3 separate regions of the Homo sapiens genome follow, and regions 1 and 3 are each linked to region 2. A link is a contact called in ENCODE Hi-C data. All regions are on one chromosome and are shown on one strand. The core of a region is the stretch at or near the end of the contact, and the rest is flanking DNA. Distances in the headings are between cores, read along the strand shown.

Region 1 (3,588 bases), core at 900-3,399, 380 kb after region 2:
GTTGGCTGTGTTGAGCTGGGGAGGACTAAGAGATTTTGCTTTGAGATTTGGTAGCTTTTGGTCTTTAAACTCAGCCACTGTTTGTCATGGAAAGTGGAAAATGATTGCGCATTGCAGGAAAAGCGTGGCCCTCAGAGCTTGAGTGCTTTTGATTCTTAGAACAAATAAACGAAGAATCAAAATGAGTGACAGCAATAACAAAATCAGAGCTTCTCAGGCCCAATTTTTGGTCTCTGCCACTTTTTCTCTTTTGCAGAGACAGCCATTTTGAATGTGATCTTTGGGCCAGGTCCTCCAGTAAGAGACTGCTCATTAACCAGTGTAGGCTAGAATGAGATTTGTTTTCATTGAAAAAAAATTACATCCATATGTAAGTATGTATATATATATGACTTTTTAGGGTTTGCTTTATTATTTTTATTTTTATTATGGTCATATGTGTGATTTTTAAAAATCTCTAAAATAGTTTGTCCATAAAGGGTATGTAAATTCTTCCTTGTACCATTCATTGGTTTCAGGCAGTTTTTCAGGAATAATAAAGCACAGAATGGAAGTAGATGTAAAATGTGGTTGGCACATGGTAACTGTTGCCAGTGACGAGTGAAGACAGAGCTTCCCAGGGCTGCCTTCTTACCCAGGTTGGGCTCACCTGATGGGGAGGGGACCACAATAGTGCCAGAGGACAGGGAATGGCCACTGCCAGCCTGTCTGGGTGCCATGCCTTCCACATGAAGAAATGGTCAAGTTAGGCAGCCTGGCCCAACTGCAAGAGCATGACCTTGGGTCTACAGACTAGGTTGACGTCTGGGCTCTGTCATTTGCTGGATGTGTGTCCATGGGGGAGATGTGACATCGTTCTGAAGCCCAGTTTCCCCCATCAGTCAGATGGAGATTGCTGTGACAACCCATGAGATGAGTCACGTGCTTGGGATGCACATTCATGCTCTTTCTCAGCTTCAGCAAGGACCCTATTGGAGTGTTAGCTGATTAACAGTAAATATGCATTTATTGACAGTTTCGTGAAAAGCTCTGCCTGTCGCCAGTTCCCTCGTCGGTTTAATGGCGCCCCGCTTTGCTGTGTACATCAGTTAAGAGATGCATCACCAGCAGCTGCCCGTTTCACTTGCTCTGTGCACACCCACAATCAGGATGGAAATCCAGAGGAGATGGACCAAACTGACCTTGTTGTCCCTTCAGAGTTCTTGTTGCCAGTGCAAATACTAGCTGTTCCCTGTACATTTATGAACGCCTGTGGGAGCTGAGGGGTAGAATAGGAAGTCCTGGTCAGACCCAAAAGGGCTGTCACAAGACCCTAGTCTACCCAGCCTTGTGCAGATGGTGAGATTGAGGCCCCTCTTCCCAGTGCCCCATCTGGTGTGGTTTTTAACTGTGAGGATCTCACTGGGCATCTTTTTGTAAGAGCAAAGACTTCCCAGAAGCAGTGGCAGCTGCCATGGGCCACCCCAACTCTGCTGGTAAGGGCAGGGCCCTGGTAATGGCTCTGAACCCCGATCTTTGTCCTTAGTAGCTTCTTTGTCACCTCCCAGAGTCCTGCAGACCCGCCTGCCTTCTTCCTTGGATGTGGGGCCTGATGGTGCATTACCTCTAGCCATCGGAATCCCTTGTTCCTTGTGCCTTGTGTGAGGAACTTGGTGTCCTGTGTTGCTGTCCCCGAATCCAAGACACAGCTGCCATTTTACAGTCCATCCCAGGTGCGTGGGCAGGACCTGAAGCTGAGGCCTGGCAGGCAAAGCCCGAGGACTTTTTGTTCCTGACACTGCTCTGAACTGAGTCTCCTTCTGGTCATACAGGCAAAGAGACTCTCCAGGGAGCCAGAGGCTCTAAAGTCCATTTAAAAACAGATGAGACGATTGTGGGGGAGCTCATGTCATTGCCCTGCTTGTGTCCCCCCCACCCCCATGTTCTTTTCGTAAGATCAGTTTAGCAAAACCGCCTTCAGAAAGACACCTCGGCTCTCTTGATTTTCCCATTGATGGGTTGGTGAGCTTCTCCCCAAACCAAGCATAGAATCTTTGTGGCCCTGAGGCCAAGTTAGCACAACCCAACCTACAGGGCAGGGGAGAGATACTCATTGTCAGCACAAGTAGATAGGTGTGAAATGTAAGAATGAGTCAGCTGGTTGTGATCTGACAGCAGGCTTGCTAATCGGGGCATTTCGTATCTTGGTCTGTACTTGAGGTGCTTAACCTTTTCTGGAAACCACATTCTGTACTTATGTGACCATAAGGCACCATCGAAAACATAGCACAGAGCTCTCTAGGGCTATAAAGCTCCTCTATCTTTTGAAAATATGAAGGTTTATAGTCCCCCAAGAATCTGGAGCCCTGGGAATTTTCCTTCAAATTTAAGGGTAGGAATGGAAATAAGAACATTTGAGGTCAAATGCCATTCGTATTCCTCTGAGTGTTTTTCTTGCTTCAAGCTCTAGGATCTGTGCACACAGCAGTCTTCTGCCCTTCTTAGTCAAACGGTGGCAGGACCAGAGCCTTGTGAGTGCGAATTTGGGAATTTGAGTCCTTGTCTCTGCATATGTAGGCAACTCATTCTCCTGTTCTTTGTGGCATAGTCAAAAGTCAGAAACTGCAAGCTCAGTCATCAAACCTCAGCTTTGGAAGAGACCTTGCTTACCTAGTCTGTCCAAGACTGTGAGAGAACTGGGCCCAGGGATGCTTGTGTGTTCACCCTCCCATCTGCAGGCAAAGGCTCTTGTGTGTTTACGCTACACACAAATGCACACGCTCTCGTGTGTATCATTTCAGACTTGTGAAGATAATGCTCAGTGGGGACGTGGAGAAGCTTTACATGCCCTAAAGGCTAAAGCAACAGGCGCAGCATAGAACTGAATGGGCTGGTGCCATGCTCTCAGGCTGTGGGCCATCGCGCTCTGCTCAGGTCTGCCAGGGGCTTGGTGTCAGGCTGCAGATGGATGGGGGGCCCTTCTGCGTATCTTTAGGACACAGCTGATGGGCCCTTGCGTGTTCTCAGGGAGAAAGTGGGAGGCTTCACACTCATCTTGTTCATAGGAGTGAGTTAGCTTCTAAGGCCTTTGCTAGTGGCTGTCCATCAAGAGCATGTTGTGTAGCTTGAGAAGGAAGCCCTGAGGGTCCCCATCCTGTCCTGTGAAACCTCTGATGGGTGAAGTGATCCTTCTCCATACTTCTTCCTGGAATTAGCCCAAACCAAAACATAAACACCAACTTTCAGTGTTGTTATGAATTCAAATTTGTAGAGACCAGAATTGTCAACCCTCCTGAAGCTTCTGGGCAGTGGTGCTGGATGGTCTGGATGGGCCGCCATTCGGACAGATGTTTGAGAACTCAGTTCTCCATGTCATCTGCTTTCCAGAACAGCATTTCTCAACATTTTTGCATTGAAATAACCTGGGGAGCTTATTAAGATGCAAATGCCTACCCAGAGAGACTCTGATTTACCAAGTCAGAGACGGGGTCTAGAAACCTGCATTTTAACAAACACCCCCAAAGGATGCTCCTGTAGGTGGCCCAGAAGTCACACTTTGAGAAATCCTAGTCAGAGAAGCCAGGTTTCCATTCCAGCCGGATTCCACAG
Region 2 (3,422 bases), core at 549-3,048:
CTGGAGATTACACTGAAGGTTGGTGCACTGTGCTCCCTGGCTTCTGTGCAGGTGTCACCCTCCTCCACCAGGCAGACTTTGAGTCGTGCAAACAGAAAAGATGCTGCCCACACTTCAGGGCCATGCTTCCAGTCCCCGTGAGCTACCCCCAGCAGGCTCCTGTACGAAACATGACAGCACTTTCTAGGGTGCTTGGCCGTGCCTGCTTCCCCCGTTACATCTGCGCACCCTGCTTGCCTTCCGTTCCTGCCCTGCACTCACCTAGCATGGTGCATGCACCTGACTGCTTAGAAGGCACGGGACGTTCTGACTTGATGTTTTCCCGATTTCTCGCTGGTCCTGATGTTGGTAGCTCCATGTGACACAAAGCATTGAGTCTCTGGCTCTGCTGGGGTTAGGATTTGGGATGTGGCTTGGTAGAGGGGTGGCTGCCTGTGCCTAGCCATCGCCATGTTAACAGAAGCTGTGATGTAGGGGCTCATAGCTCACATCCCTCAGCCAAGAGCCACTGGTCACTCAGACGTTGTCCTGGGTGTTAGGACATCAGCCTGAGCATTAGAGGGAGTTCACCATCAAGAAGATGACGGCTTTTTTTTTTTGGCTAGAGTGCCATGGCACAATCAGGGCTCACTGTAACCTCTGCCTTCTGGGCTCAAGCGATCCTCCCACCTCAGCCACCTGGGTAGCTGGGATTACAGGCGCATGCCACCAAGCCAGGCTAATTTTTGTATTTTTCTTAGGACAGGGTTTCGCCATGTTGCCCAGGCTGGTCTCAAGCTATCCTAGGCTCAAGCTATCCGCCCACCTCAGCCTCCCAAAGTGTTGGGATTATAGGTGAGAGTCACCACACCCAGCCGATGATGGCATTTTTCTGATAGACTGGAAAGCCAGCTGAATGAAATAGCTAGAAGAGGACAGTGACCCTCAGCTTCTTCATATGGAGCACGAATGGATGTAAATTTAGTGGGATTTCTTTTCCACTGGGGCTGGCCACAAGAGCTGGCAGTGTGCTCCTACAGTGAGTCCCTCCTCTAACTTTACCTCCCACTTTCTCCCTCCGGCCCCCTTAGCTCTCAGCTCAGAGACCCACAAAAACAAATCCTGGGGAGCTGACTGCGCAGGATGTGGACTTGGTATTTCCCTGATACTGGCATTTGTTAGCCGGATCCTGCCTCTTCCCTTCGCCACCTCGCCTTCCCCAAAGCCCCTGCGGGCTTTGCTCTTCCTTCCCTTTATTTTGCTGAAGTTGACAGTCAGGTATGAGCTGCATTAAAATGTTGACTCATCCTTGGGTTGTTTTCAATTTTTTAAAAAGTGCACATTGAGAAAAGCACAGATTCATGTGTGCAGCACAGGAAATCATCACAAAGAGAACAAGGCTCTTGTTGGGGGCATTTGAGTTCAAGCAGAGTGCCCCAGTTGCAAGACTTCCATTTGGATCTGATGATGGCTGGACCTCCCTGGAAAGACTGGAACCTGAAGAGCCCAGTCAAAGAACAGTCTGTCAAGCAGCCCCTCCGCAACCACAGTTTTTGTGCAGAGTGGTTTGGGGAGCCCATGGAATGGGGACAGTACGATGTATTTTCTAGTGGCAAACATTTCATCATCAAGTGAGAGTTTCTTTGCTGGGCATTTCCTGTTCTGTGTGAAACAGTTGTGGTTACCTGTGGGTGTGTTTCAGATAATCATTAGAGCATATTCTCTGCTCGTTAAGCAGTAAAACCAGTGAGGTGGGGAAGCTTGTGAAACTGAAATCCCAAATATGCAAAACTTGGCAAGAAAGTAGAGAAGAGCCAGACCAGCTCTGAGCTAAGTCACCAAACCAGAAAGGTTTCATTCTTTGTCTTTTCTTCCTCTGTCTTTAACCACAAGCCTTGGGCTGAATCCCCACATCTCACTACACAGTCAGGGAAGCAGGGTCAAGGCTGACTGGGGACACTGGCGTGGCGGGAATGGGTGAAGTCTCCTGGGTGGATAGTCACCTCTCTGCCTTTTTTGAAACTAAACTTCTCTGATTTTTATTTCAAGTTGTCCTGAAGAACATGATTCTAAAACAGATTCAGAGCACGCACTCTGACTATAAATAGAACATAAGGCAAACTTGGACAATGGATTGTGGCACTTTTTTTTCATGTACCTGAAATTCTTAGAGTTGGGGCTCTCTTCCCTTGAGAAGTAGAACTGCTATTCTTCGGAGACCGATGGGTGACCTCAGCATTGTCCTCACCAAGAACGCTGTTTCCCCAGGGATTGCACCCCTCCCACCACAGTTATTTTTCTCTGAAGGCCTGAGTTTGGAAGAAGTACTTGCCTGTTCCCGTAATTATGGAAACCGGAAGGTAACTTACCTGTTTGTGCCTGGCCTAATTCAGATTAGAAAAAGATCAATCCATTGTTGTCTAATGGACAGGGGACAAATGATGAAGAAAACAGAAATAGCCCATAAAATGATAGGGATGTCCCGGCTCCCAGGCAAACTCTGGTGAAAACCGAGGAGACTATGGTGTTCCCTGAGGTATTCACCATCTAACTGTCTTCCACACCATATATATAAGCTGTTTATAAATTCTTTGTCCTGGCCAAAAATACAAAACCTACTGGCAGTGATTTATTTTTTTAATGCATTTTAAATAACTGGATTCCTATGTGGAATTGGAGTTGGATAATTAAATTACGATGGCCTCTAAAGTTGGGGTGCGGGGGGTTGAGGGCTTCAGCAGAGAGCACCCCTGGAAGGTGGCACTGCAGCCTGGGGGTGGGGGAAAACCGTGCCTGATGGAGTTGCTGCAGGGGTCCCTACACGGGGTGTCCACCCTTCTTGCCCAGACACCCTGTGGCTTTGAGAATCGCTGTGACATAGCCACGGGAGAGCTGTGTCTGCTTAATGCTTTTGTTTACTTTGGAAGTTTGTCCTACATGAATGAATTCGCAAAACTTACATTCCCCGTAAAGCTGTCACTGAGAGAAAACACAGCAATAACTCAGGTGATGTAGTTAAACCACCATTGAGTTTGCGCCATCCATGAGCTGATAAATCGTACAGCTTCATTTGGTAGGAATCAGCAATTTTATGTGGCAATTAATTTTTACTACTGTAGGGGAGCCAGAGGATGAGCATTTTACTTCGGTTTTGTGTGTGTTGAGAGAAACTTAACGGTTTTGCCACAGCAAGAAAGGATCGTGCATGAGGCCTTTCGCACGAGTCGACGTGTTTGGGTGTTATCCTGGGGTGTCCTTGCCAGCTTTTGTTGGTTCCTCACGTGGGCAGAAGAGTGAATGCTCAGTCCCCATCGGGGTGCCACAGGCCTCATGACGTGTGGGGTAAAACACGTATGTGGCTTGCGGAGAAATAAATTCTCCGTATTTCTTAAGTATGATGTTTTTCCCCACCAGACCGATTCGCCCATGCTGTTTCCACATCA
Region 3 (3,502 bases), core at 799-3,298, 460 kb after region 2:
AGGGATGGGGACACACTTCCCCTGGCTGGGACCTCCCTTGGAGGTGCCAAGCTCCCTTTCCCACTGGCCCAGCTGAGAGCAGGAGCAGTGGCCCTGTCAGGTGCTTGTCCCCCATCCGTTTGGCCATCTGCTCCTCTGTAACAAGGAGGGGTGGGGAGGGAGGAGGTGACCCCTCCCCCTGAGCCCCTACACATGGAATGTGTGTGTGGATGAGAAAGCTGTGCACCCGGGCTGGGCCTGCCCAGCCCAAACCACCCGTGCCCGCCTTCCTCCCACGTGGGGTGAGCCAGACACCCACAGAGGCTGGGCATGAGCGCACTGCAGGTGTCCAGCTAGGCTGCCGCCCGCAGGCAGCACTACATACAAAGAGCCAGGGCAATGGTGAGGGGCCTGGATTCCCCAACTCTGTCCTGCCCTGGCCTGGCCCAGCCCCAGTACCCCTCCCAGGGACTGCAGCTGGCCACACCCCACCCTGCCCTGTCCCTCCCACCTGTCCAGGAGGCCTGACAAGGGTGTCTCAGAGCTAAGAGTGAGGTGGGGTCCTGTGCCCCCCAACCAAAAGAGACATCTTCCCTGTGTGCACATGTGTGGGCGGTTGCAACCCAGAAATAGGAGAGGGGCGCACTGCGTCTCCTGCCCCTCGGCCTTGGATCCTTACAGTCTCCTGGTGGTCTGGCCCCCATCTGGATCTGGATGTGTGAAGAGCTGGGGTGGGGCAGGGCTGGGCTAACTGAACCCCAATTTTCTTCCATTGGGGGGCAGGGCTGGGCTAACTGAACCCCCTTTCCTTCCAGTGGGTGGTGCCCAGGGCCCAGAGCCTGCCCCGGCTGACCTGTCCTCTGGCTAGTAAGGACAAAAGTCTCTCCTCGCAGAAGGAGGCACTCACTGAGCCAGTCCCCCAGGGCTCTGAGCCCTAGTGGGTAAACCGAGGCACAGGAAGGGATCTGCCCAAGGTCTCACACACCCCCAGGAGCCACAGACTCACTGGAAATAGGCCTGCCTGCTGCCCACAACCCAGAGCTCTCCACCAGCCAGTGGGCAGGCCCCGGGATGCAGGTGAGGCTCCTCTAGCTAGCAGACTTGTGGCCTCCAGGACATCAGCGATACCACAATGGGCCCACACCTCTGCAGTAAGCCAGCTGTGGGTGGCGTCTCTATGTGCTCTGCACAGCGCGCCATGGGGTGCGCACCATGATCTGCTTCTCTGAGATGAGGAGAGAGACCCCCAGAGATGAACAGCCATGCTCAAAGTCACAGCCAGAAGTGGCAGAGCTGGGGTTTAAACCTGGTTCGTCTCCCTCGCACAAGAATCGAAATCTGGGCTCACGTCAGCAGATCCTCCCTGGGCACGTGGGGCATAGCCTGCATCTGGGTGTCTCTGGTGGGCTGGTTGACTCTGGCTAGACCCGGAGGCCTGTAGGCAGGGGTCTCCACTCCCACCCACCCCCGGATGGAGCTGGGGCACTACGAAGAGGCAGTGCAGCGGAGGACGGGGCACAGCACACATGGAGGTCAACGGGACCTGGAGAAGGAGTGGTGCATGCTGCGAGTGCACGCAGGGCCTGGTAGCCCACGGCCTCCCCATGGCTGGTGCTCCACGTGGGGCCACCCAGATGCCTGCATTCCTTGGGATCTGCAGCCTGGTGGTCAACAGGACCCGGGGAGCCAGGCCTGAGGCAAGGGCGTGTGCCAGCCAGGCAGAGAGCAGTGGGGCCTGGCGGGGAAGGGTTTTTGCCGTGAACCTTGGCACCCACCAGTCTCTGTCCACAGGGAGGAAACGGGGCTTATTTACGGCTGGGTTTAGCCAGGTGGCACTCTGTCAACCAGAACCGACACCATGGCGCCAGCTATTTCCTGCGCGGTTCTCACTGCCCCACTGACTGCGGGCACCGCAGGGGCTGAGAACAGAGGTGGGACGCACTGAGAGGGACTGGTGGTGACGCTTGGCCGCCCACCAGCGGGTTGGTGGTCTCCAGAGACTCCCTCACGTGGCAAATGCGGTACCTTGAACCCCCAATCCTGGCTGGAGTGTGGGGCAAGTGCTCACCCGCCTGTCTCAGGCCCTCACCCAATTCACGTACGTAAGGCCCCCCGGTCAAGCGCACATAGAACTTTTCAAACCTAGGAGCTGGAAACCTGGCTTCTTGAGAAAATCTGAAAGATCCCACAATATGGGCCGACAAACCATGGGCAGCACTGCGCTGCAGCGTGTGACGCGGCAGCTGCTTCCTTGAAAGGGGCAAGGCGGGCCCAGCCTGCCACACTCCCACTATTCTCTAATGTCTCCCTGTTCCCACGCCAGGCACACGTCACTCTAGTGCACTTCCCCCTACCCCTGGGGGTGTCTCTGAATCTGCTGCCCTGCCCTAAAGCTTTAGCTCCCTGGGCCTCATTCCCTAAGAACAAGTCACCTCCTCCAGGAAGTCTTCCCTGAAACCTTCCTCCCTCCAACCCTTGCCTCCTCAGTTAGGTGCCCACTCTGCACTCCACGGTAACTGTGTGGACCCCATCAAAGCACCCATCAATCTGCCACAATTGTTTGGTTACCTGTGTGCTGCCACCTCCACACTGAGATCCCTGAGATCAGGGACATTCCGTTAGTGGCCTCATGGCCTTGGCTCCTAATGAGCACACAAGCAGGCAGCCTCCTTCCTACTGACCACTGGGGACTGTGGGTTATCGCCTGGCATTGGCTTCCTGTGAGCCTCGGCCCTCCTAGAAATCTGGGCTGGGGGGCAGTCCCTCCCCATGAGTGGAGGAATGATGGGCAGACAGGCAGGCCCCTGGGGCTCAGGGCCTTGGCGCCCTGGCCTGAGCTCACCCTCCTGGTCCTCCCTAGAGTCCAGCTCCATCCAGCACGAGGGGCCACATGCACTTCACCTCCTCCGGGGAGGCCCCACTGCGTGAGACCCCGGGCACCTAGGTTGCAGCACCCAGATACAGAGAATTTCCTTCTGGAGACCAACTGCCCTGGATGGAACAACCTCTCCCCACATCCAGACTGAGAGGTGTGGGCATGCTGGCCACCCCACCCAGGCCAACACCCAGATCGAGCCAGCCCTGTTTCTGGCCAGTGAAGCTGAGCCCTAAGAGGCGAGCCCCCCACCCTGCCCCAGTCGCCTGCAGCCCTCTGTGCCTTTGGCGAAGCAGGCACCAGTGCCCCAGGGCAGGGGCCTAGGAAGAGCTGCAGGTGCCAGTAACAGAAACAAAAGCTCACAGAAGCCGGGGCTGCGCCAAACCAGCAACCCAGGATCCTGGAGGTCTGACAGGGGACCCATCACTGCGAGGGGCCGCGCTACCAACAAGGCCAGACCCTGTCTCCCTAATGTGGCCCACAGGGGGGCCTTGGAGCTGGCCTCTGCTTACCCACCAGCTGCCCCCTCTCCCCGCTCCCGAGCACTCATGTCCCCAACTGCCCCTGCCTCACTTGGTGCCTTTCTCTGCCACCTCCTCTGCCTGGAACACCCTCTCACTCCCTCACTCCGCAAAAGCCCCAACTCAG

Evidence for each region. Hi-C counts contacts between places; a loop is a spot of excess contacts on that map. Pooled maps may share reads with other maps.
Region 1: a map with no recorded cell type shows a loop between it and region 2 (30-fold over the local background). The contact joins two enhancer-like sites. A Hi-C loop is called at or near these places in 6 of 37 single-sample maps with no recorded cell type and 6 of 50 pooled maps.
Region 3: a map with no recorded cell type shows a loop between it and region 2 (9-fold over the local background). The contact joins two enhancer-like sites. A Hi-C loop is called at or near these places in 13 of 37 single-sample maps with no recorded cell type and 9 of 50 pooled maps.

What each region holds. Positions count from the first base shown.
Region 1 is chr10:124,687,597-124,691,184 of GRCh38, reverse strand. The region is part of intron 3 of FAM53B (family with sequence similarity 53 member B); the gene reads left to right. Among named protein-coding and RNA genes, the nearest start is that of FAM53B-AS1, 15 kb to the left of the region's middle. RefSeq lists enhancers at 2,203-2,282, 2,910-3,411. Within about 2 kb of position 2,149, at least 5 of the 41 ENCODE cell types and tissues checked have a DNase peak (open chromatin) inside an H3K27ac peak, as active enhancers do.
Region 2 is chr10:125,063,252-125,066,673 of GRCh38, reverse strand. All of the region lies in intron 2 of CTBP2 (C-terminal binding protein 2), which reads left to right. Among named protein-coding and RNA genes, the nearest start is that of MIR4296, 32 kb to the right of the region's middle. RefSeq lists an enhancer at 3,094-3,422. Within about 2 kb of position 1,798, at least 15 of the 41 ENCODE cell types and tissues checked have a DNase peak (open chromatin) inside an H3K27ac peak, as active enhancers do.
Region 3 is chr10:124,599,982-124,603,483 of GRCh38, reverse strand. The region is part of intron 6 of LHPP (phospholysine phosphohistidine inorganic pyrophosphate phosphatase); the gene reads right to left. Among named protein-coding and RNA genes, the nearest start is that of FAM53B-AS1, 100 kb to the left of the region's middle. Within about 2 kb of position 2,048, at least 3 of the 41 ENCODE cell types and tissues checked have a DNase peak (open chromatin) inside an H3K27ac peak, as active enhancers do.